Regions from separate parts of the Homo sapiens genome. Here region 1 is linked to region 2. Evidence: chromatin loops called from intact Hi-C (ENCODE). Cell type or tissue: dorsolateral prefrontal cortex. All regions are shown on one strand. Links, peaks and the distances in the headings refer to the core of each region. The heading gives the core; the rest is flanking DNA.

What was found. A loop is a pair of places that touch in the nucleus more often than their neighbours do. Peaks named below come from ENCODE experiments on the same cell type or tissue, not always from the same donor. Only the 100,000 strongest peaks of a DNase experiment are listed, where the experiment ranks them.
Region 1: a loop joins it to region 2, with 4 times the contacts of the local background. A loop is called at or near these places in 4 of 110 quality-filtered maps.

The regions. Positions count from the first base shown.
Region 1 is chr7:148,137,294-148,149,360 of GRCh38, reverse strand. It overlaps CNTNAP2 (contactin associated protein 2), which reads right to left. Exons shown (of 24, transcript NM_014141.6): 17 at 1,652-1,870. Among named protein-coding and RNA genes, the nearest start is that of C7orf33, 450 kb to the left of the region's middle. In dorsolateral prefrontal cortex, for the core only: a CTCF peak has its summit at 6,520 (motif pointing right); a DNase peak (open chromatin) is centred at 6,504; H3K27ac peaks cover 944 bases.
Region 2 is chr7:147,425,720-147,437,786 of GRCh38, reverse strand. The region is part of intron 10 of CNTNAP2 (contactin associated protein 2); the gene reads right to left. Among named protein-coding and RNA genes, the nearest start is that of MIR548F4, 54 kb to the right of the region's middle. RefSeq lists an enhancer at 568-1,314. In dorsolateral prefrontal cortex, for the core only: CTCF peaks have their summits at 5,323 and 5,523 (motif pointing left); a DNase peak (open chromatin) is centred at 5,519.

The DNA of each region.
Region 1 (12,067 bases), core at 2,218-10,217, 710 kb before region 2:
CAGGCCCTTGCTCTTTTCTTAAGTTATTATTGGGTCACCTTCTTTAAGTGAATTGATGTTCCTTCCAAGACCATAATAAATACTCTTCCATCTCTTCATTTTACAACCTTACTAGGTCTTCAAAATTCTTACACACAGCCACAGTTAGCCAACAGAAAGGAACAAAACTAAAGTTGGACTTCTATATCCAGGGGCAGGGTCAAAAAAACGAGAAGTTGAGTCAAGTAGGGTCACCTGTTATGATGAAAACCAGATAGAATCTACCCAGCATGTTCAGAATTAACAGTATTTAGGAAGAAACTTGTCCTAGCTAATCTGGGCCACACATGTTGATGAAGTGAAATTTCTTCACTGTGCTCAGCAGGGATCAATGGACCTGATATTTAGCTAATTAAAAAATAATGTGTAATTTTGTGATCTATAACTTGAGGGAAGGATTTGGAAAGGGCTGATTTCCAGTTGTAATTAGGAAATACTTTATTTCTAAATCTATAACTCTTTTATAGCCCCAGCTGATGTGGTTGTTAAAAGTCAGTCTCACTTTCAAAGCTCATTGACCCACACCTTTGTTTTGTAGTTGGCCGACATCACACAAAATGAATGGAGATCTAATTTTACCTTTCCTTTAATGACATTCTACCGCTCTTCAAGCTTCCCAACACAACTATGAAAGACACTGTGGGGACTCTGCCCCTTGTTAAAATTAACTGGCTCTCAGTGAGGCTGTAACGTAGGGTGGAGCCCAAGTGGCAGGTGTTATGAATATGAACAGCAACCAAGTCACATTCTTATCTTGCTTTGTCTGAGACTTCCACAGTTGACTGCACTGATCAATTGACCCCCTAGAGAGGGGTCTAAGATGATGCATCCACAAAGTCCTTCAAACTCACTTCTTTATTTCATTCAACAGAGGAAAAGTTGCTAATTTCCTAACATATGAATATTCTCAAAAACAAAATTTAAAATTCAACTAGCCATGGGAAGCAGGTATGAATTTGAAGTAATTTTAGGTTCATCTGAAATATGTCAGTAGCAGAAAGACAGGTGAAAAAGATTAGACTGGGTGTCTGGATCCACTTCTTGCATAGGTAGTTTAACTTTTTGATCTGTTTAAATTTCTTTTTTGTACTGATCTTTTTTCCTATGTCAGGAAAAGTCTAAATCTTTCTCTGCCTAGAACCTTGAGAATAGGCAAGAAAGGAATGGCTTTATATTTATCATTTCAAAAAAATCTGAACTTAGCCCATTTCCTCCCTCCCTCCCTCCCTCTCTCCCTTCCTTCCTTCCTTCCTTCCTTTCCTTCCACACAGTTACAAGTGCCCCAAATGATCAAATAACTTTATACACTTCTAAAACCATAAACCTAAAATTGCAGATATTAGAGAGACCTGAGAGATGTCTCAGCCTGCACTCTGATTTTATAGCTGAGGACAGTGAGCTCCCAAGAGTGGAAGTGGAACGAGATCTAGGTCTCCTGAAACTTCTTCCTTATTCCATTCTGTCTTGAAGGAGACTACAAGAGGCCAACACCTTTACTTTTGGAAGGATCTCTATATCAAACCTTGCATAGGCTGATTTTTTTTTTTTTTTGTATTGTGCAGGCTCTTAAAAATCAACAGAGGGAAGCCATGGTTACCTTTCCATTACTTACCCACAAATAACTGGCTGTAGAGCTCCAGGCGGGTGTGGCCTTCTGTTGGGGCCTTGCGGATCTGCTGCGGTAGCCGGTCCACCTGTAGGCTGGCCTGCTTGACATTCCTCTCTGCAGTGACCCGGTGCCACTGGTCATCGTTGAGAGGGGTTGGTGACCTCACTACAATCTCTACTGGCCCATTTCCCACATCAAATGAAAAGGACACTTCTGTGGCAGCTGGAGGAGCAGAAAGCATGAAAAACATGAGTATTTTTCTCCCAGATACCAAATAGCAGTAAATTCTAGACGACAAACAAAGCAGGGAGAGGAAAAATCATCTAAGCCTGTCACGTCCTACAAAGGTCGATGGCAAAATCAATGGAAGAAGGATAAAATGTCAATCATTAACCATTAATAACCAAGGGTGTTTTGGGGGGTCTATGTGTCAGGTATATATTTATTTCCTTATTTAATTTTAGAAGCCTTCCAAGATGTGACCATCATTGACCCTCTCCAGATAAGGAGACTGAAGTCTGGAGAAGTTAGCGCATGTTGAGTGTCTTAGATTCAGTAAGTTAGTGGAGTCACGAACTGAACCAAGGTTTGTCAGATTTCAGAGCCTGATATCTTCTAATTCCACATACAATTTACCTTTTCAGTAAGTAGCTCCTTGGGAAGTGATTCATAGTCACCTGGAGATCTCTTGAAACACCTGTGTCCAGAGATTTGGACTCAGTTGGTCAAGAGTTGGCACTGGTATTTTAAAAAAACTCCCCAGGAAATGTTAACACATAGCTAGAGTTGAGAGCTACTGCTTTGGGGGAATTTATGAAACTTGATTTCATTGATCTTTATACTCTTTTGAAAGTTGGGGACCCTTGAATTGTTGGTGTAATGAGGGTAACCTATTGTTGGTGTAATGACGGTGACCTATTGTTGGTGTAATGAGGGTAACCTATTGTTGGTGTAATGAGGGTGACCTATTGTTGGTGTAATGAGGGTGACCTACATTTTATGACCACCTGTGCCTACCTGAAAGGTAGCACAACATTTCTGGAGAATAATCCCTGTCGTACATCGTCTGTTGCAAACCTTGGTTATTCCCCATCTGGGTTGTAGGCTCCTTCTCATAACCTACCCTCTAGCACTGACCACAAATTCTTTTTTTTAGAGATCACCTCCAAATCAACCTTCCTCTGCAATTAGTCACCTCTCAACAATTGGCAAATGGATTGGGTGGTTGCTTTATTAACTTTAGCTATAAGTAGCTTTCTAATTTCACATTTTATATTTTATGTTAAGTTCCTCAGTGACCACCTAGTGCTTTATAAACAAGCTTTTTAAATGTATATTTTTTCTTGTGATTGACAGGAGAGGCAGCCTCAGGCTGAAGCAGCACACACGTCTTCAGCTCCCTTAGGCTGGGTGAATTCTTCTCAACATTAAAGATGTGGCACACCAGTGCCTAACTTTGCTTATAAAGATATTCAGCCCCTCTGTCCATCAATAAGCTTTCCACCTAATCTCTAAGCAGTTTAATTAAATATCTGTCATTTTTTTTTCCTGGGCTAATGGAAAATTCAGCTTCTTTTGGCTGGTACCATTTTAAGACGATGTCACAAGCAATCAAACTTCTAATTTAGAAACCATGGTGGGCCAGATTCTCTCAGGACCTAGACTGTTCCCTGCCTCTGTGTTGGGCCCCTTGGAAAGCTGCATTAACTTTATTGAGCTACAGGGATATTAGACACAGAGCTCAATTTAATCAACCTAATTGTACCAAGGAATTTTGATCCTTCATGTCGTTAGCGAGAGAACTTTCATTTCAACACCTGTGGTCATTGGACACACACTTCAGAAAAATATCTCATCTAAATTAGAAGCCCCTGCCTCCAGGGGTCATTGGGACTGGATTGAACTTGCAGGCCAGTGACCTCCATCAAGGTTTCCATGGAAGTATGATCAGAATGCAGGAAGATGATAATATGACCCACAGGCTGTGTGATCTTTCTCTGTAGTTCTGATACAGCAGATGAGGAAAAAGTAGCCTTGGTTTCAGATTAAATCTGTTCTGTTCTCATAACACTGTATTTTAGCAGGAGCATTTTTTAAATGTAAGTTGTCAGAACAGCAAGAGAACGAGGGTTCCTGGGCTAAGTAGGAAAGATTGTTTCATTTTAAAGGCATCAACTGCCATCAAGGAAATAGAATTTAGGGATAAATTGAGTTTAACCCTAAGGTTTGACTCGTAGGGATAAATGCTGTTCTAATTTCCTCTGTGATTCTCCTACTGCTATGATGAATTCGTGTCCAGGTCTTCAAACTGTCACTACTTGGAAAAACTCTGAGTGCCAGAAGTCGCTAGAAAATATCTATACTTTTTGCTTGTCCCAATAGATCCCCTATTTCTTCACCGTCACCTTAACATCAATATTTTATTCTGGAGAAGGGAAGAAAGTTGCCAGGACGATGCCGTAGCTCAGAGCCTCTCACCCTAATGGGATACAGTAAGAGGGACTCAAGGCCAAAGGACCCCACGAGCAACTTTCTTCCCAAACAGCCTCCATTCAGGCTCTGCTGGAGAAATATTTATGAAGTCAGCACATTCCACACCCCTTCCGTTGCTTCCTCAGGAAGGATCTGAAAGACCCACTGTGAGAGCCAAGGAAAGGGCTCTTTTTTCTCAGCCACTCAATGTCAGCTTCCCTGACATTGCTGCGGGAAGCCTTTGAGAAATCCCATCCCCCAGTCAGACAGCCAGTGTGTTTTAAAAGCTTCTAAGTTCAGTTTGTGGCTGATTGCTCTTGGTCTTCTGGGTGAGAGCAACTGACATTTTAAAAGAGATAATTATAGAGAGAGTGAGCGAATAAAAGGGAGACAGCATAAAAGACACTTGAGCCAATGACACTGTCCTCGCTTAATGTGTGTCTCCAGTTGGAGACTGAAGTGTTGCCCTGTTTCTGCCTGTGAAAAAGGAATTTCTTATATACCGAACAAATTCTCATTTCCAGAAATAAGTATTTGAGAATTGGATGCATATAGCCTGGCTCATTGGAAAGAACACTGTGCCAAACATGAATGGTTGCCTTTCCATGAGTATCAAGAACTGGGAAGGGTCTGAGACTTTACCCCACTTGCAGGCTAACAAGTTAGCCATGGTTTGATGATGCTGGCAGAACCATAGTTTAACATGGCCACAGTCTGATGATGCTGGCAGAAGACATGAAACTCCTGGGTCAGAGACAAAGGACTTCTTTACTCACAACACAGCAGGCAGCCTGAGCTTCCCGTTCACATTGCTTTCCCTTGCAGGGGAATGCAGGGCATCCCAGGTGGATGCTGCACATGCAATAAGTTTGCTTCACAGCTGAGGGACCCTGGACTTAGGAAACCCCAATCTTTTTACAGTAGCTACTAGCAAACTTGCTCAATTTCTGCCCCGGAGAGTGACATTATATTTCTTACTCTGGCCATGAAATAAATCTACCCTCTGTCCCAGAGGAAGACACTATCTGTATCTTCCAAGGCTGTTAGCTATACACACATCCTTAAAAAAGGTATAAACAAAGCTGTCAATGCTTCTTGCTCAGAAGGCAGGCAAAAGTGGAAGAGACCCATGGAGATTTTTCTCCCAATAATTAGTCACTTTCCCTTTTTTCTTTGTGAGCTAACCGGATTTTGCCCTGGAATCTCTGTGTTTCCAGAGTCTTGCACTTTGCATAAGGACAGCCCTACCCAAGGCCCACAGGATGGATCTGGATTTAATGAAGGCAAAGATGGCAATTCCAGGCTCCTTGCCAGCTACCCACTTTGGATGAGACACATAATTCCCTTCTAGCCAATGAAACATGAGTGGAGTCTTTTGGTGAGTTATAAGGAAAAGACAGTCCCTTTTCTGCCCCTTAATATTGGGTGGGAAGCTGTGGTTCTTAATGTTGCTGGAGCTGCCTCACAAATGTCAGAGATACAGAGGACAGAGAGGACAGAGGATGAGCCTGGGTCATGGCTGACATTGTTCAACTTTTAAAAATTCTTTATTTGTATTTTTTGAGACAGGGTCTTGTTCTGTCACCCAGGCTGCAGTGTGGCAGTGTGATCATAGCTGACTGCAGCCTTGACCTCCTGGGCTCAGATGATTCTCCCACCTCAGCCTCTCAAGTAGCTGAGACTACAGGAGTACACCACCACACCTAGATAATTTTTGTATTTTTTGTAGAGATGGGGTTTTGCCATGTTGCCCAGGCTCATCTCGAAATCGTGGGCTCAAGCTATCCACCCATCTCAGACTCCCAGTGTGCTAGGATTACAGGCATGAGCCACCACACCTGGTCTACTCAACTTTTAAATTAATCCCAGAGCCATCTACCTTAGGATTTCTTATGTGAGATATGCTGTTATGTTATTGCTCAAGCCATTTTTATTGTAACTGAAAGCATCTTAACTGATATAGAGCCTCAGCTGTTTGGTCTTTTCACTTTTCACGCTTCAGGCCTCAGTTTGAGGTCCAAAGTGAGGATTATATCCATAGTTTCCCAAAAGTTCCTGTGTCCAAAATGTGTTTGAAACTACGGAGAACCTCTAAGGTTCTTTCAAATGGCAACATTCTATAATTTTTCAAGAGATTCTAAGAGAAATAAAATGAAATACAGCTGGTCTTAATGGTAATTTTAGATACTGAATCATTACAGGGAGAAAAGAGAAATACTAAAAGAGAAATACATAAGGTGGCATATTGCCATCAGAAAAGAATATAGGTGGAAGAAATTACTTTCTAATAAAGCAGGCTCATGACTTCATCTGAAAGGCTTAAAGTAATGATTGGGACAAAACCATGGAGAGCTCTTGGCATGTTCACGCTTCCCCTTCCAAGTGTAATTCCAGCAGGTGGCACTATTTGCTCTCATTCTAACTCAACAAATCACTCCAAGCTTAGTATATTGAGCGATAAATTTAACAACTGACCAATACCAGGTGTTTTTGGCTCTAAGTTTTCTCAGCAGGTGAGGGAGCATTTAGATATTAGACCACAGTTTCAGTTGAAGTAGCAGAAAAAATTTGGCCATTCAGTACAGAACAGGATAAGAGAAAAGAGAAGGAAAGTTATATAGCATGAGCATGATGGGCAGACCAGCTAACACTGTTTAGTTTTGGTAATGATACGTTTTTTCCATTCTAAAATAAGGTTCGAGGGGTGGCAGCTTCCTGGGGGATCTTCTGTACAATAAATCTCATTTGAGTCATACAACAAAACTGGTAATTGGTAGAACAGATATTTCAGCCTCACTCTATGGTGAACAGTGTTATCAATATCTTTTTTTGTTTCCTGTATTTTTTTTCTGAATGAAGTACTAACTGTACATCAGAAGATAAAAGGATTTATTTAACACGAAAGGGTCATGAGAAGAGGCAGGAAGGCTGAAAATAAGGTCGCCATGGGAATCAGAGAGATAAGGAGAAAGAAGTAAAGAGTTCATCTATGTTCCTAATTCAAGGCCAACTGCTGCACCTATACACGGGATGCCATCCTTCCTACCAGCTCAAGGACACCACTCTGACAATTCTCCCCTCCCTCTACAACTGGGTTGTTATACAAACACACACACACACACACACACACACACACACACACACACAGAGACATATCTCTACTCTTAACAACCACTGGCACTATAAAACCTTTCTTTTGACCTTATCTATCCCAAAAGTTACCATTTCATTTCTATGCACCCTTTTGTTTCCAAATTCCTTGAAAGAGATGTCTGTACTCCCCATATCTATTTCCACTCCTCTTAGTCTTCCTCTAATTCCACCACATAGGACTTTCTCCTTCACAACATTTGAAACTGCTCCTGCCCCAGGGCCTTAGAACTTGCTGTTCACTTTACCCAAATAACTCTGTGGCTGAGCGTTTACTTCTCTGCTCACAAGTCATCATATTAGAAACTCCATCCCTAAACATTCTATGTTAAATAACAAACTTCGCTCTCAGCTGTCCTTTCCCCTTTAATCCTGATTTTTAAAAAGTCTGCATAGCATGTATCACTATCTGGAATAATATATATGTGGTCCTGGCCTCAGGAAGGCAGAGGCATTTTCTGTTTTGTTCATTGTTCTCTCCTCAGCACTGAGAACATTGCCTGCCACACAGTAGATACCAATTTGTGAATGAATGAAAGGATGAATAGAAACTACTCCTGCCTAGGAAGGCAACAGTGATCACATGGATACTCTGAAAAGAGAAATCCACTCATTTTCCCAAGGCCAGCCGAACTAGATGGAGTTCCATCTTGTATTCCACAAGCATCTTTCCCAAGAGCACAAAGTAACTCAATGAATATTTTCTCAGTCTAAGAGCATGCTACATTAGTTATGTCTGTTTAAAACAAATGTAGCTAAACGTTATTTTCAAACATATGATGTTTGAGGACTAATGGCTTGCCCAAGATAAACTCACCAGTGGAATAAGAAGCAGAATTTTCTCCCTTTGCTTTATTGCATGCTAGTTTCACTCTACTTGTAGGAACAGGGACCTTGGATCTTAATTACAATTCTCAAGTTTTGGCCTACATAAAAAACTGCTAAAGGAAAATGCTTAAAATGCATATTCCAATGCTTCTGTTACAGAGAATCTGATTCAGTAGGTTTGGGGTGGGGCTTTGGAGTCTGCATTTTGTTAATGCCAGGTGATTCTGACGCAAGTGGTCCTGGAATCTTACTTTAAGAAACATTAGGAGTTTCAGGTTTCCTTCTAGTAGTAAGTCCTAGGAATCTTTGCTTTCTTGTCCTCAACAGAGAGATTTTCAGAACTGTGTAATAGAGAATTTAGCCTTGCCCTCAAGAGGTCTGGCCCTTGCCTTTGGCTTTGGGAAGGTAATATCTAAGCCCTTGGGATGTCCTGCCTGGTAAGCATGTCTTCATTTGCCTGGGAGCCTTGGGTTATTCCAGATAGTCTAACATTGTGTTTTAGGGGTAGGGCCACACCAGATGGCATTTAAGATGGGGCCTGGGCTGGGTGTGGTGGCTCATGCCTGTAATCCCAGCACTTTGGGATGCTGAGGCGGGTGGATCACCTGAGGTCAGGAGTTCGAGACCAGCCTGACCAACATGGAGAAATGCCATCCCTATTAAAAATACAAAATTAGCTGGGCGTGGTGGCAGATGCCTGTAATCTGGCTACTTGGGAGGCTGAGGCAAGAGAATCACATGAACCTGGGAGGTGGAGGTTGTGGTGAGCCGAGATGGTGCCATTGCACACTCCAGCCTGGGCAACAAGAGCGAAACTCTGTCTCAAAAAAAAAAAAAAAAAGAAAAAGAAAAAAGATGGGGCCTTACCATGCCAGATTGACCAACAATGTGATGAAGGGTGTGGGGCTTTGGCTTATATTCTCCAGCCTTCTGAGGGGCTGGAAACTGAGGTCAGCCATGTGGGCAATCAATCATTCCTATATAACGGAGTCTCAGTAAAGACTCTGAACATGGAGGCTCAGGAAGCTTCCCTCATTGGCAATACCCCATGCAAATTGTTACACACCCGTTCCAGGAAAGAAATGTGCTCCTGAATCTATATAGAGAGGTTGACTGTAAACTCAGCATCTGGTACTGTTCCTGGACTCTGCCATCTGTGCTTCTACCCCTGTCTGATTTTCACGTGCATTCTTCACCCATAATGCAGCATGAGTATAGCAGCCTTCGGCAGCAGAATTCAGTGAATTCTGTGAGTCCTTCTACAGAACTATCAAACCTGGGGGTGGTTTGGGGAACTTCTGAACTTGCAATTGGTGTCAGAAGCATATGCAGTCTTATGGGGAATGTGGTCTCTCTAAATTTGCAACTGGTTGTAACTCCACAAAAACAGAAACAATCACATCAGCTTAGAAGTATGTGATTGAGGCTGAGCACGATGGCTCATGCCTGTAATCCCAGCACTTTGGGAGGCCGAGGCGGGTGGCTTATGAGGTCAGGAGTTTGAGACCAGCCTGGCCAACATAGTGAAACCCCATCTCTACTAGAAATACAAAAAATTAGCTGGGCATGATAGAGGGTGCCTGTAATCCCAGCTACTCGGGAGGCTGAGGCAGGAGAATCACTTGACCCAGGAGGCGGAGGTTGCAGTGAGCCAGAGGTTGCAGTGAGCCGAGATCACGCCACTGCACTCCAGACCAGGCAACAGTGTGAGACTCTGTCTCAAAAAAAAGAAGTATGTGATTGAATCCAATAATGTTAAGACCTAAAAGCTTCAGTGAATAGACTTCGACCCCTGAGCCCACCCTCACTGATTAGTCAGGAAACTGAGGCTGAGAGACACTAAAATCCAGTAATGACTAGATATAGAGCTTTAGTTTTCCTAACTACTGTATTGCCTGTCATATTATGAAGGAAATAAAAAATGACCTATTTTTCTTTTAGTATAGTTTTAGTTTCTGAATGTAGAGATTTTTAGAGTCATATATGCATATTCACACCAGAAAACTTGGTGTTAAACACATCTGAAAATGAACATTGGCAAGAAAAATTTATTTGAAGTCTTCTGGAAATTCTTCAAGGAAATGCCTGGAGCTTAGGAATCAATGTTACGAACTCATTTTAAAATCTCTGGTATCTCGATAACCTCTTGAGTATAAGAAGTATTTCTCTTTATGTATTTTGGCCTTTAAGCTTTTTATTATGGTTAAAAAATAACTTCACAAACAAAGACATCCACAGAGAAAAGGAAGCAAAAGGGAGATACCATTGGCCATACAAAAACAGAAAGCTGTCTTTAAAATGCAAAGCTCTTCTAATTTTAGTTTTTCTATGCATTTAACCACCTTTTGAGAATAACTCCTTGAATATTAATAGGCCTATATGATTTAAAAAGAAAGAAGGCAAAAATAGTTCCAAAATGATATGTGGCTGGCAACAATCCCCTGTACCCCATGTAGGACTTGCAGTTGGGTTTTAAATACCCTCTTGTTTGGAAAGAGCACAGCTGTTCATTGGGCAGACAGTACCCATTTTGGAAGAATAGATAAAGGTCCCAGATGGTTACTCTGGGGATAGAGTGTTGTAATAAAGGGAAACCCAGAAGCTGCTTTAGAGAAACTCTGAAACTCATACCTAAGGATCCCCTAGAGATGAAGAGGAGAGCAGATTGAGGAGGGGATGGACTTCAAAGAAGTGTTTCTTCCGACCATATTCAGGTTGTGCGGCAAAATGAGAAAACTCATTTAAGGAAATGTGCTTTGGTAGAAGACTAGGGGTGATTTATTAAGTTGGTTTGAGGTGATGTCAGAGAGAGCCAGTTCATCAAAATACATGGCTTTGGAGAGTGCAAGGAGAAAGGAGAATTTGGCATCCAAAGGAGGTAATAAAACTGCAGGTTGAAACAACATGAATTGGGGGAAAAGCTGACAAGTTTCAACACAGACCAAGCTGAAGCTTACAAGGAGACAGCATACAAGTCAATTAATTGTGCCTTCTAAATAACTGTGCTATGCATGGCTATCTTGATAGGGACACTGATAATGAGGAAAAGCCAAAGATGAACTCTGAGGATGAAAGGCTATGGCTTTGGAAGGAGCATGCTTGCTAGTGAGAGCTTTAGATAAGTCTATCAGAAGGAAAGCAGCCAAGGGGACGTCTGTTTTCTGGTTTCTGTGGACTGACTTGTGACTCTGCCGATAGGTTGTATCACAGGTAGTATTTTTCTCTCTCTGTTTTGCCACAAATTGTTTCCTTTCTATCAAATCCTTTCAGTGTCACCTTGATATGACTTCAGAGAAGATCTCTGTAATGAAAATTAAAAAGTGCCAAATGAGGACATATATACTACATGCTATAGGCTCAGAGTATAAAAAGAGATTGATTCTGTTTTCCATTACAACAACAGATTCTCTTCAACTACAGTGCATTTGCAGTATTGGACAAATAGTGGAGAAAAAAGTAAAATTATGCTGCAGATCAACAGAGACTTTAAATGGGAATGGAGAGACATTAGAGAGGAAAGGAGAACCTTCCTTCCTTCCTTCCTTCCTTCCTTCCTTCCTTCCTTCCTTCCTTCCTTCCTTCCTTCCTTCCTTTTTTTTCTGAGATAGACTTTTGCTCTGTTGCCCAGGCTGGAGTGCAATGGTGTGATCTCAGCTCACTGCAACCTCCACCTCCCAGGTTTAAATTATTCTCCTGCCTCAACCTCCCGAGTGGCTGGGACCGCAGGCACGCGCCACCACATCTGGCTAATTCTTTTGTATTTTTAGTAGAGATGGGGTTTTGCCATGTTGGCCAGGCTGGTCTCGAACTCCTGAACTCAGGTGATCCACCCGCCTCAGCCTCCCAAAGTGCTGGGATTACAGGCGTGAGCCACTGTGCCCAACTGAATCATTTTCTATATAGCAAGCTTTCTTAAAGTGTGAAAGACTTCTATAAAAGTGCCTTTTGCCTTAGAATCGTCACAAGAGA
Region 2 (12,067 bases), core at 1,519-9,518:
ACTACCCAAAGCAATCTACAGATTCAATGCAATTCTTATCAAAACATCAATGGCATTCTTTACAGAAATAGAAAAATATCTTAACATTTGTATGGAACCACAAAAATACCCAGAATAGCCAGAGCTATCCTGAGCAAGATAACAAAATTGGAGGAATCACCTGACTTTAAATTATACTACAGAGCTATAGTAACCAAAATGGCCTGGTACTGGCATTCAAGTGGACAAACAGATCAATGGAATAGAATTCAGAAACCAAAAACAAATTTATACACCTACTATGAAATGTTGGACAAAGATGCCAAGAACCTACACTGGAAAAAAGACATTCTGGAATATTAGAATCTAAAAAGAGCTGAAAGGAATGTTACAAATAAAGAAAATTCCCTAAAATAAAATAAAGCAAAAGTCATTTGGCCCATATGGTTAAAGGACAGGGTTTAGCTAGATGGACTTTCAGAAAAAGCTCTATGCAGCCCAGTGTCATAAATTGGGCCTCACAGTATACTTGCAAGTAACATCAAACTACATACTTTCCAATTTCACACTGTCTCCTCTTTATTTCATTCCACCTCATTATCATAAATGTAGGAATTAGATATTCACAGTATATCAGCAATCCCTCTGGTGTTGGCTTCTTTCCAAGTGTGTCCAGGCCACATACTAGTTCCGTGATTAAAACTATGTGAAAACCAAGTGTTCACCGAGACCAAGATGGCCTTAGCAGTTCCCTCAGCTGGACTAAACTTTATACAGGCTTCCTCCTGACTCTAGGTCCCTAACTTCCCTTTCTTAAAGCATTTACTTTAGAAAACAAGTAATTGAAACTCTTTCTTTGCCCGATTGAGATGTAAACCTTTTTTTAAAGCTTCTTGTCAGTTTTAAAACCCTGGAATGTTTTCCTTAAGCACCCAGGAGCCATCACTTTGAAATAAAAGCATTAAAGGGATACAGTCTACACCTGAGTGTGGGTGGGAGCCTAACTTCAAAGAGCCTTGCTCTAAGTTGTAAAACTACCTCCTGTCATGAAGATAGGAGAAAATTTACTTCATCTGTGGGTAAAGCCAATTAGCAAGCACAAATGGCCTACACAGATTCTCCCATCCCAGCTCTTAAAAACTCTTCATCCCTTTGTTTCAGTGGAGTTGAGCTCAGGCTGAGTTACAGCCTCTCTCTTCTGTTACAATAGTTTTGAATAAAGCCTCTCTTGCCTATGTAACTTTGCCCAGTGTAATGTTTGCTTTGACCAGGTGTATTCTGAGTTTATCTTGTAATTTTCACACTCATCTGCTTTTTGTTTTCTTATTGTTTTTTAGTCTGTTTATTCCCTTTTGAAATAAGTGGATTTTCTCAGGCCATATTATAGTTAGCCATGATTTTCATAACTCTGATATAACATCAAATTAAAAATTTTTAACTGAAATTTAAAATTTCTGGAATAAATTTATTTAATTATATTTCTTGAACCAAACAAGAATGACAAAAATAACAACAAAAACTTCTTGTTGATGTTTTTCAAGAGAGAAGGTTCCCTGGCTAGTTAATAAGGGTATCTAACCTAATTGGTATATGTGATGTTGCTTTAGGAAGAATAAACTATTCAGCGGCTTAATTAAATAATGAAATAAGACCTCTTTATTCTTCTAGTAGCTTATAATCTTATTTCAGTTGCCCAGGTGGGGCTCCTCTGTAGGATGAAGCTGGAGAGGGCCCCATGACTACTCTGGCACCATTGTTGTTTACGTTTAAATGATAAATTGGGATATTTGAATGGTCACATGAAACTTTTAAATCCTTATAAGGTTTAACTATCCAAAAAATAAAAGAAATGAAAAACAAAACCACTGTAATAAGAAATAAGGAGTAAAAAGAGAGATAAGTTTTATTACATACTTATAATTTGCCAGGCACTTTCTCCAATGCATTATGTGTGTTATTTTGAAAATCCTAATAGCAATACTAGCAATAGGTGCTATTATTCCTATTCTACAGATGAAGACACCATGGCCCTAAGAATATAAATACCTGCCTCAAAATGACACAATTAATAAATGGCAGAGCTTGGATTTGATAACCTAGGAAGGAGCTCGGCACCACACCCAACGTGTTTAACTGTTTCACAACAGTAGCGTCTAGGCTTGCAGCCTATAAACATTAGAAATTAGAACATTGGATGGAATAAGGCAAATTATACAAAACTACCTAAAATGGCCAGGTCTCCAATAACAGCCTTGCTAAGTCACAAACATTCTTGTGTATGAAGAAATGTTTTTGTCTGCTTCTTGCTGCAATCCATGGATATATAGTCTCAGATCCTAATGCCTAAGGCAGTGATTCTCCAAGTGTGGTCAGTATCACCTGGTTATATGTAAGACGGGGAAAATTCTCCTACTCTAGCAATCAAGCCCTCCTGGTGAGTCTAGGCTTGCTCAAGTTCCAGAATCACCGGTCTAAGGTGAATCTTGGCAGAGATCCTTACCTCTGCTGCTGTGATGGCTCTCGTGCAGTTATTATCTTAATAATACCCTGCAATGATTTGTAGATTTCCAACCTGCAGTGGGCTCTACTCATTTATTGTGACAAAACTTATAGGGACTCTGCCTTTTCTGAGCACAATTTGGTCTTCAAGACCAAGAAAGTTACATTTCAAAATCTTGGCATTTCCTGTGTTACCCAGAGCAGGGTTTGTACAAAATGCTTCCTTCAGATCTCTGTGTTGTATGAATCAATATAACGATCGCCATTTTTCACTGTCCTGTTGCCTCAAATTCAGAAAATAAAGCTACTGAGGAAATCTGTATGAATTTGGTGCACCCCCACCTCAACCCTCACACACAAATACCTGAACCACAGGAAAGACAAAAGATGATGTGTGGCATGAGAGTTGAAACAGAGGCCAAGTCTTTTAGGTTACTGCCACAGTCTAAAGAGGAGGAAGAGGAGTCTGGGCAGCATAGTCTGCACAGCTTAGTCTGCGCAGCATAGCAGACCATGGCGAACTTACTTAAAGTGCTGTGACTTCCAAGAGGAGCAGGTGCTCCATGTACAACTAAAGCTACAGAACACTAAAGAAACCACTTAACTTACTTTTAGTCCACTCTTTTAGATAAGCAAAACCAGCTTTCATACCTGGTTGTCAGCATCTCATCAACATAGGCAAATCAATTATATGCAGAACAAGACTATCCTTAATTGTATTTGTTTAAAGTCCATATACAATTAATACATGTAGACGGAAGATATTATGAGCCTTTAAATATTATTCTTGATTTCTTTTTCCTTCGGAAAAGTGCTAGACAATTCTATCTCTCTATATACAAATTAGAAGGGAGTGTTCAAACAGTAAAATGAAATAGATACATAATTAATTCAATATCTTGGTAGACAATATTTCAATTTTGATTTTGAAATAATCCTGGAGAGGCCTTTAGAAATACACTACAAACGTGAGGAAAATAGGGTTTTTGAGTGGTCACACACTAGGTCCTATTTTCATATATCTACTTTAAACTGAAGAATAGAAATCAACATAATTATTAACTGGAATGGTACAATATTTTCTCAAGATATTAATCTCAGCAATTGTGGTACAGAATACTACAACTATTAGCAAATAGAGTGCATAACCTTGAACAGGAAACCCAGTTGAATAGGCATCAAGAACATATTTCTTCACTTTCTATGCTCAGTTCTAACCTTGCAGGCTCTGTGACATTCAGTAAGCCTCAACAAAGCTCCTTCATTTTTTTTCCTATTAAGCTTGGATTATTTTAGAGGACTGATAAGGTATTTATACAAAGTAGAAAAAGCTTCTGAATACTTTAAAATGCATGTATTATTTAAAAGGACAACAAAGCACTGCTATTTTAATATATACTAATTTCATTGTTCTAAGACATCTGAACATGTCAAAATTTTGTCATTGTTCCTACCAAGGTCATACAACAAGACATATCAAAGAAAATAAGTTCCTTTTCGATTTTGATATTTTGACTTTCTTTTAGACATTCACAGAGTTCCAGGTAGTAACATAGCTCTGTCTACCCACAGGCAGTTTGAAAACACCCACAGGCACTCATTTTTTTGTAGTTCGTAGGACACGGAGGAGAAACCTTGTTCACAACAAATTTTGATTGATCTGAAAATATGAAAATCCTAAAATAGGTGGAAAATTTCATAGGTAACATTACATTCCAATATAAAATTCACAACTTGTCCTCCTCAGTCATCAACACTTTTGCCTGAAAGGTCTCTTTTTTATTGATTTACAAAGCAAATATGAGTCTTCACTCTTATCACCAAGAAGTTGTCCCAGAGTGCCCTGCAGATAACAGTCCTTTCTTCTCAAGATCCAAAAGTAAAGCAAACACGCTGTGACCAAATGAACTACTATAGATTGTCTACAACTTTATCCCAACTCCAATCAGTTTCAGGCAGAATTTTCAATTGAAAATCCATGTCATATTGTGAGGTAGAGAAAAATAATAATGCATTTATCGCCTAAACAAATTTGTCTTAAAATGAATGCAAATTATTCGCCCACGGAACTTAACAACTCTGAAAAAATAGTATTTTAGAGGATGATGGTTGAAGATTTAAAAATTATGATATAAAAGAGGCGTCACGACACAGGGGAAAGATTCAGCACTCTGCGGATGGCCACTATAACAAGGACATTTTTTAGTGCAATGCTGATTTCAAATGTCCTGTGCTGCTGGTGAGCCAGGTAGCAGTCCTTGTGCCTGATTATCTACCTTTCTGTTTTGAAATGAATCATACATGTCACTGCCAGGCACCAGTGTTTTAGAGCTTATGTGTTACATCCTTGTTAAAGGCTATTGGGTGTGATAAATATTCAAATAACCATGCGAATGCATATTTAATCATAAACTTAGGTAAGTGCCAGTGAAGGAAAGCAGCACAGCTCTAAGAGTGCATGAAAACCTAAAGGGCTTTGGGGTTTAGGAAAGGCCTCTGTAGGGAGGTGATGTCTGGGCTGTGTTTGCAGGATGAAGGGGGGTTAAGTGAAATGGGCAGGATGTTCCAGAAAGAACACTGGGTGACACTGGATGACAGGAGGAGCATATGATTTCAAAAAACACTGTGACTGTGGTTGGGAGATTAGGAGGATGAGAGGAGAGAAATTGTGTGGAAATATGCTGGAACTATCAGCAAGGTCCAAATGGGGTTTCTTGGTGCTCACTGGACAAATCTTTGCTGGGCAAATTTTGTGAAGCATATTTTAGATAACCAATGAGACTCACAACATGTAGCTAATGTGGGAAGTAGTGATATTGATAAATAATACTTAATGTCATACACTTTGGGCATACAACTGAACTAATAATTTCCTTGGTAGAAAACTTCAGCATGATTTCTATTTTTTAAAAAACACAGCTTTGTCTCTTATCTTCCTTCTAAAGCTGCGATTCTCAGTAAGGGCTGATTTGGCCTCCTTATCCCTCCCAAGAGCTATTTGGCAATGTCTGGACACAATTTGCTTGTCACAACTGGAGGGGGTGCTATGCCATCTAGTGGGTATAGGCCAGGAATGCTCACCAAACATCTCACAATGCACAGAGACCCCCACAGCAGGAAATTATGTAGCTCAAAATGTCAATAGGGCTGAGGTTAAGAAACTCGGTTCTAAAGTGTTTTAACAATTTAAAGAGTTTTCCATGGTCTCTTGACCTAATGCACAAGATAGATATTTGTGAATTTTCCTACACAGAAAACAAGGGGCGCAGGTCAGATTTCAGGATATAAGAAATGGGAAATGCATTTGAGATGCATGTTAAACAAACCCAGATATACTGAAAGGCAAGTCTTCACTGGGAATTAAATTTGGGAGTTTTTAGAGTACTCAGAAATCAAATCCATGGAAGAAGTTAAAGAACAAAGAGAAAGTGCTTAGTGCAGAGCCTTCAGGAACTTCTAATTGCCAACTAGGTAAAGGAGAATAAGCCTAGAAAAGGAAATTAGCAGGGGCAGGCAGAACTCAAAAAGATAGAGAAAAACAAGAGTGGGATGTCATGGAAACCAACATAAGAAATTGTTTCAAGAAAGATAAACTGATTTACAGTGCCAAACATATCCCAGAGAAAAAAACAAGGAGAGGACTGAAAAGTCTATTTTATTAAGAGACATGGCGGTCATTAGTGACCTTTGTGGAGGGCTGTCTTGGTTGAGTGATGGAGGTGAAAGCCAGATTGGAGCGGTCCAGGATTAAGTGGCAGTGTGGAGCTAGAGACAACTCTTGTACAAGTCTTTATTGTAAAGAGAAGCAGAGGTTGTAGGGGCACATGTGTGAAATCAAGATTAATATGGGACAGACTCAAGTATGTTTAAAGGCTGATGGCAGTGATTTGGTTTGAAGCTAGCAGTGCAATATACAGGGAAAAGTTTATAGTTTAAAGTTTCTCAGAAGCTATTAAAGGGACAGGTTCCAAAAGAGATAGAGAGACACCATCTCTATTGTCACAGGAGGGAAAGAATAAGAAAATTTATTGATTGTTTTACATGGAATTCATTAAAGGTTTGTGACCAGATATGTAAGAAGAAATATTTATCAAATAAAAGAAAAATGAGAAGTGGTTGACATTAATCACTTTTCAATTGCTCAAACCAACCTAATCATGAATTCAACAAGCCAGTCATACCATATGACCTGCGCTTCTCCTAACCTTCTGTTGCCCATGCTGTTCCCTTCATCCCATGTATCTTTTTTTTTTTTTTTGAGATGGAGTCTCACTCTGTCGCCCAGCCTGGAGTGCAGGAGGGGCGTGATCTCGGCTTACTGCAAGCTCCGCCTCTCAGGTTCACGCCATTCTCCTGCCTCAGCCTCCCGAGTAGCTGAGACTAGGCCCGGCTAATTTTTTGTATTTTCAGTAGAGACGGTGTCTCACTGTGTTAGCCAGGATGGTCTCGATCTCCTGACCTCGTGATCCACCCACTTTGGCCTCCCAAAGTGCTGCGGTTACAGGTGTGAGCCACTGTGCCCGGCTCCTTCAACCCATGTATCTTACCTACTCTGAGTTCTCTGGGAATGTTTCTCTGCACCCTATAATGCTCCCTCCTCCTCTGTGTCCTAGTTGGACTCATCATAATGTACTGTAATTATTTCTTTACTGTTTAATTGCTGCACTAGACTATGATCTCCTTCAGGGCATGCTCACATCACATGTAGAGCACTGGTGGGTGGTGCCTGGCAAAGACAGTTGATAAACACTTGCTGAGGGGATTAGTTTTCCTCTTTATTTTTCAGGTAAACATCTTCCCATTGGATTGCTAGCTTGTACTGGCAAAAGATATATGCACATGTACCTCTGAGAATACTTTTGAATAACCTCTTAGAATACAGGTTTCTCTAAGTATCTTCACTGAACAGATGGGTTAATCCTGAGATGGTTAGAAAAACCAGTTAAATAGGAATTCTGCTAACTAAAAGCCAAAATTTTGTAATCAAGCCAATTAACTGGGTCATTATCAAATCTCTTTCTTCCTAGGCTGTGACCTCATAGAAGGCAGAAACTTCTTCTAGCTAAATATATAATGCATTTGTCAAAATGTTTACTTAGAAAATAATTGTATTTGGCTCATGGTGAGTTGAGAGGGAAAATGGGATGAGAACACAAGAATAAATAGATTCATGTTTCTGACACCAAATATCTATTTCCTGCTTTGACATCTAGCATATACAACTAAGTCAAACAATCCTAAAATTAATATGAAACCAAAAAAGACCCCACATAGCCAAAGCAAGACTAAGCAAAAAGAACAAATATGGAAGCATCACATTACCCAACTTCAAACTATACTACAAGGCTATAGTTACCAAAACAGCAAGGTACTGGTATAAAAACAAGGATGTACACCAATGGAACAGAATAGAGAACCCAGAAAAAAAGCCAAATATTTACAGCCAACTGATCTTTGACCAAGCTGACAAAAACATAAAGTGGGGAGAGGATACCTTATTAAACAAATGGTGCTGGAAAAATTGGTAAGCCATATATAGAAAAATGAAACTGGATCCTCATCTCTCACTTTATACAAAAATCAACTCAAGATGGATCAAAGACTTTAAGATGTGAAACGATAAAAATTCTAGAAGATAACATCAGAAAAAACTCTTCTAGACATAGCTTAGGCAAAAAGATCATGACCAAGAACCAAAAGCAAATGCAACAAAAACAAAGATAAACAAATGGGATCTAATTAAACTAAAAAGCTTTTGCACAGCAAAAGAAATTATCAGCAGAGTAAATAGACAACCCACAGAGTGGGAGAAAAGCTTCACAAACAATGCATCTGACAGAACCTACAAGGAACTCAAATCAACAAGAAAAAAACAAATAATCTCATCAAAAAGTGGACTAAGGACATGAATACACAATTCTCAAAAGAAGATATACAAATGGCCAACAAATATATGAAAACTTGCTCAATATCACTAATTATCAGGGAAATGCATACCAAAACCACAATAATATACCACCTTACTCCTGCAAGAATGGCCATAATTTAAAAAAATCAAAAAATGACAATCTGCAATTGCAAAAATAAGGAAGACTAAATATCCATTGACCAACAAGTGGATAAACAAAATGTGGTGTATATATATATATATATATACACAAACACACACCATGGAATACTACTCAGACATACAAATGAATGAAATAATGGCATTCACAGAAATCTGGATGGAGATGGAGGCCAACATTCTAAGTAAAGTAATTCTGGAATAGAAAAATCAAACATTGTATATTCTCACTTATAAACAGGAGCTAAGCTATGAGGATGCAAAGACTTAAGAATATTATAATGGGCTTTGGAGAATCGGGAAAGAGTGGGAGGGGGATGAGAGAGAAAAAACTACACACTGGGTGTACTGTACTCTGCTCAGGTGATAGGTGCACATAAATGTCAGAAATTACCCCTAAATATCTTTTCCATGTAACCAAACACCACCTGTTCCCAAAAAACTACTGAAATAAAACAACAGCAACAAAATCACAACCTTAGAAGAGCAGGTATTACAAAAGTAGGACATAAAACACAGGGGGATTCTTCCTCTTGTCTCCTTATCTTTCTAAAGCATGAATCTGTTTTAAGTGAATAATGGAAGTTCCAAAAGCAGAGAATCCAACTTATAAATACACTCTAAATCCTATGTAAAAGAAAGTGGTAACTTCCGTAGAACAAACTGAATAATAAACAACAATTAAGCTTCAGAAGAAAGGTCAACTATAAATTGAATCCTCCATTCTAGGGTAGAAGACAGTAGCAATCTAATTCAATGCAATTTATGTAACGCTAATTGTATTGCCAATTTTAATCATTAAATGAGAAGTATGAGATGAAAGAAAAGTGTGAGAGAGGGCCTTCATCTTACACTGTCTAGATGAAAAATGAAGATATCAAATAACAATACAAAGTAGTTTTATTACTAACTGAAAAAAAAGGCTGCAAAGTTAGTAAGGGCAAAGTCATTTAGCAAATATTTATTGAGTAGGTTATAAGGCTCAAGCCTTAGGCAAAGTGCTGAGGATTCATTGTAGGTTTGAGTATTCTGAGAAGTCTTCATGAGGAGGTAAACTGAAGCTAGACTATTTGTGATTGCCTCAATTTCCCCAGTTCATCATTCATCCAATGACAAATCAAGCTGTACTGTTACTGATTAGTATTTCTTTTAATATGAGCCAACTAAATCTACATTTACTTTGATTTATTTGTACTATTCTTTGCAACTGAAATTTTCACGTTTGAAAGATAATGTTACTATTTTTTTAATTTAACTGAAACCTAAAATTTAAAAATTTGCCAGATTTTCCTTGCCTTATACCCTTTCTTTTAGCATTCTTTTCTAAGATTTACATATTTAGGTTTGCATATAAACAGTAAAAGCCATCATAAACAAACAGTTGGGGTATGTCTAATGCAGCTTTAACATTGTCCTCTTTTGAAGTCCCAAAAAAGATAAAGGTTGATTGCCTGGAGCCCTCTTGGAAAATGAATAACAGGCAGAGAGTGCATGTACCTGCATTTGTAAATGGTAAAAGCATCTCTGAAAAATATCTATTTTTAGTTAGTACTTCTCTTCATGTACTTCATTGTGGCTGCCGTTCAATTCTCTCAGTTTTCAATGTGAATATGATGTAGTTTATGTACTCCTTGTTGTGTTCCCTATTGGTTATCTACCCACTAAAACACCCAATCTCTGACTTAACATTCAAAAACTCTCCATGACGGGGGCCTCCTGGTTTTATTTCTACATTTTATCCAAACTATTGTTAAACTTTCTCACATATCTCCATGCTCAGTCACCGTTGCCTCTGTTTGCTCTGATAAGAATCATATTGTTCAATGACCTTATCTTATCTCTATCTGTTGAAAGAACCCATATTCAATAAAGCCATTCCACATACTTCCAGGTAAGACTGATTTCTGTTTTGCAGTGGTTTGAATGATGGTGGCTTCTCCAAAATTCATGTTGAAACTTAATCCCCAATGCAACTGTATTAAGAAGTGTGACTTTTGGGAAGTGATTACAGCATGAGGGCCCTGAATGGGACTAACATCCTTATAAAAGGGTTCAAGAATACATGGAACACTCTCTTTCTCCAGGCCATCCTTTTCACCATGTGAGGAGACTGCATTCTTCTCCTCTGAAGGATGTAGCAATGAGGCACCATCTTGGAAGAAGAGCAATCCCCATCAGACACCAATCCTGCTGGTGCCTCGATTTTGGACTTCCCATCCTCCAGAACCATGATAAATATATTTCTATTGTTTATAAATTACCTAGTCTGTGGTATTTTGTTATAACAACACAAATGGACTGAGACAGTTGATTATCAAAAACCACCTGGCAATACATCTATTTGTGATGATTTTTATGTCACTTATATTTACAGGATGAGTATAAGAGTATTCATCCATCCATCCATCCATCCATCCAACAAAAACTAATTTATTCCCTAAAAATCTATCACAAACTTTTCCCCAGGTGAGACACTGAAGACATAGTGGTAAACAAAGCAGATTCATTCCCAGATCTTTTAAAACCTGACAGATTAATGAGGGAGGCAGACATTCTGTGAACAAGAAAAATCACAGATGTTTTAGATTAAAATGCTATGCCTTTGGAGCCATCACTTTTTAACATATTTTCTGTTCTATTCATGACATTAAGCACAGAAATTTATCTTGATGGACCTAGTTGTGCAGGATACATTAGAAAAAGTACAAACTCCTAGAATAGAAATTGAAAGAAATCTTTGCTCGGTGGAAAGGAATTATTAAACATTTTGACTGCCAGCTGATTTGAAACTTCAAGTACAGCTCCTGAGATCCACGGTCAGAGAAGTCATGTTCAAGAGTTTTATAATGATCATATCCAATGACAAATGTTCTGGATATCCATGATACAAACAAACACACACACCAAAGAAGCACTTAGTTGGTCTGTGACTTGAAGTTTTAATAATGAAATCACAACTGAGTAAGGTAAAAGCAACTCTATAAAAGATAATTAGGACCAATGAATATTTACAGATAAGATTTCTATTTAGGCTCTTTTTTATTTAAAAAAATAAAAAAGCACATTTGGCCAGCTTAAAGGTAAAGTACACCCTCCCTGTGTACACATCGTCACATATTCAGCCCTATTACTGACTGATACAGAATCTTGGTTTACAGGCATAGAATTCTGCTCAAGATAAAATTACCATTTACAAATTACTGATTTTTTAATCTCTAAATCTTAAATTCATGGGAAATGACATAGAACTATACAACATATCCTTATAAGATTTCTACAATAAAATGAATTTATAGATTAGCATTTTCAGTCAATTAACATTGAAGTTTTTGAGCTTTAAAATTCTGTTTAACGTTAGAATAAATGAAGTATGCATCAGAAGCTTCAGATGGAAATACCGTGTTAAACTGAGAATCAGAACAAAATCAAGTAACACATGATCAAATCAATAGGAAAATACATCTTCAATTAACAATGCTGACAAGAAGTTCAAAAAAATTCATCTCTTCGATATTTTCCATT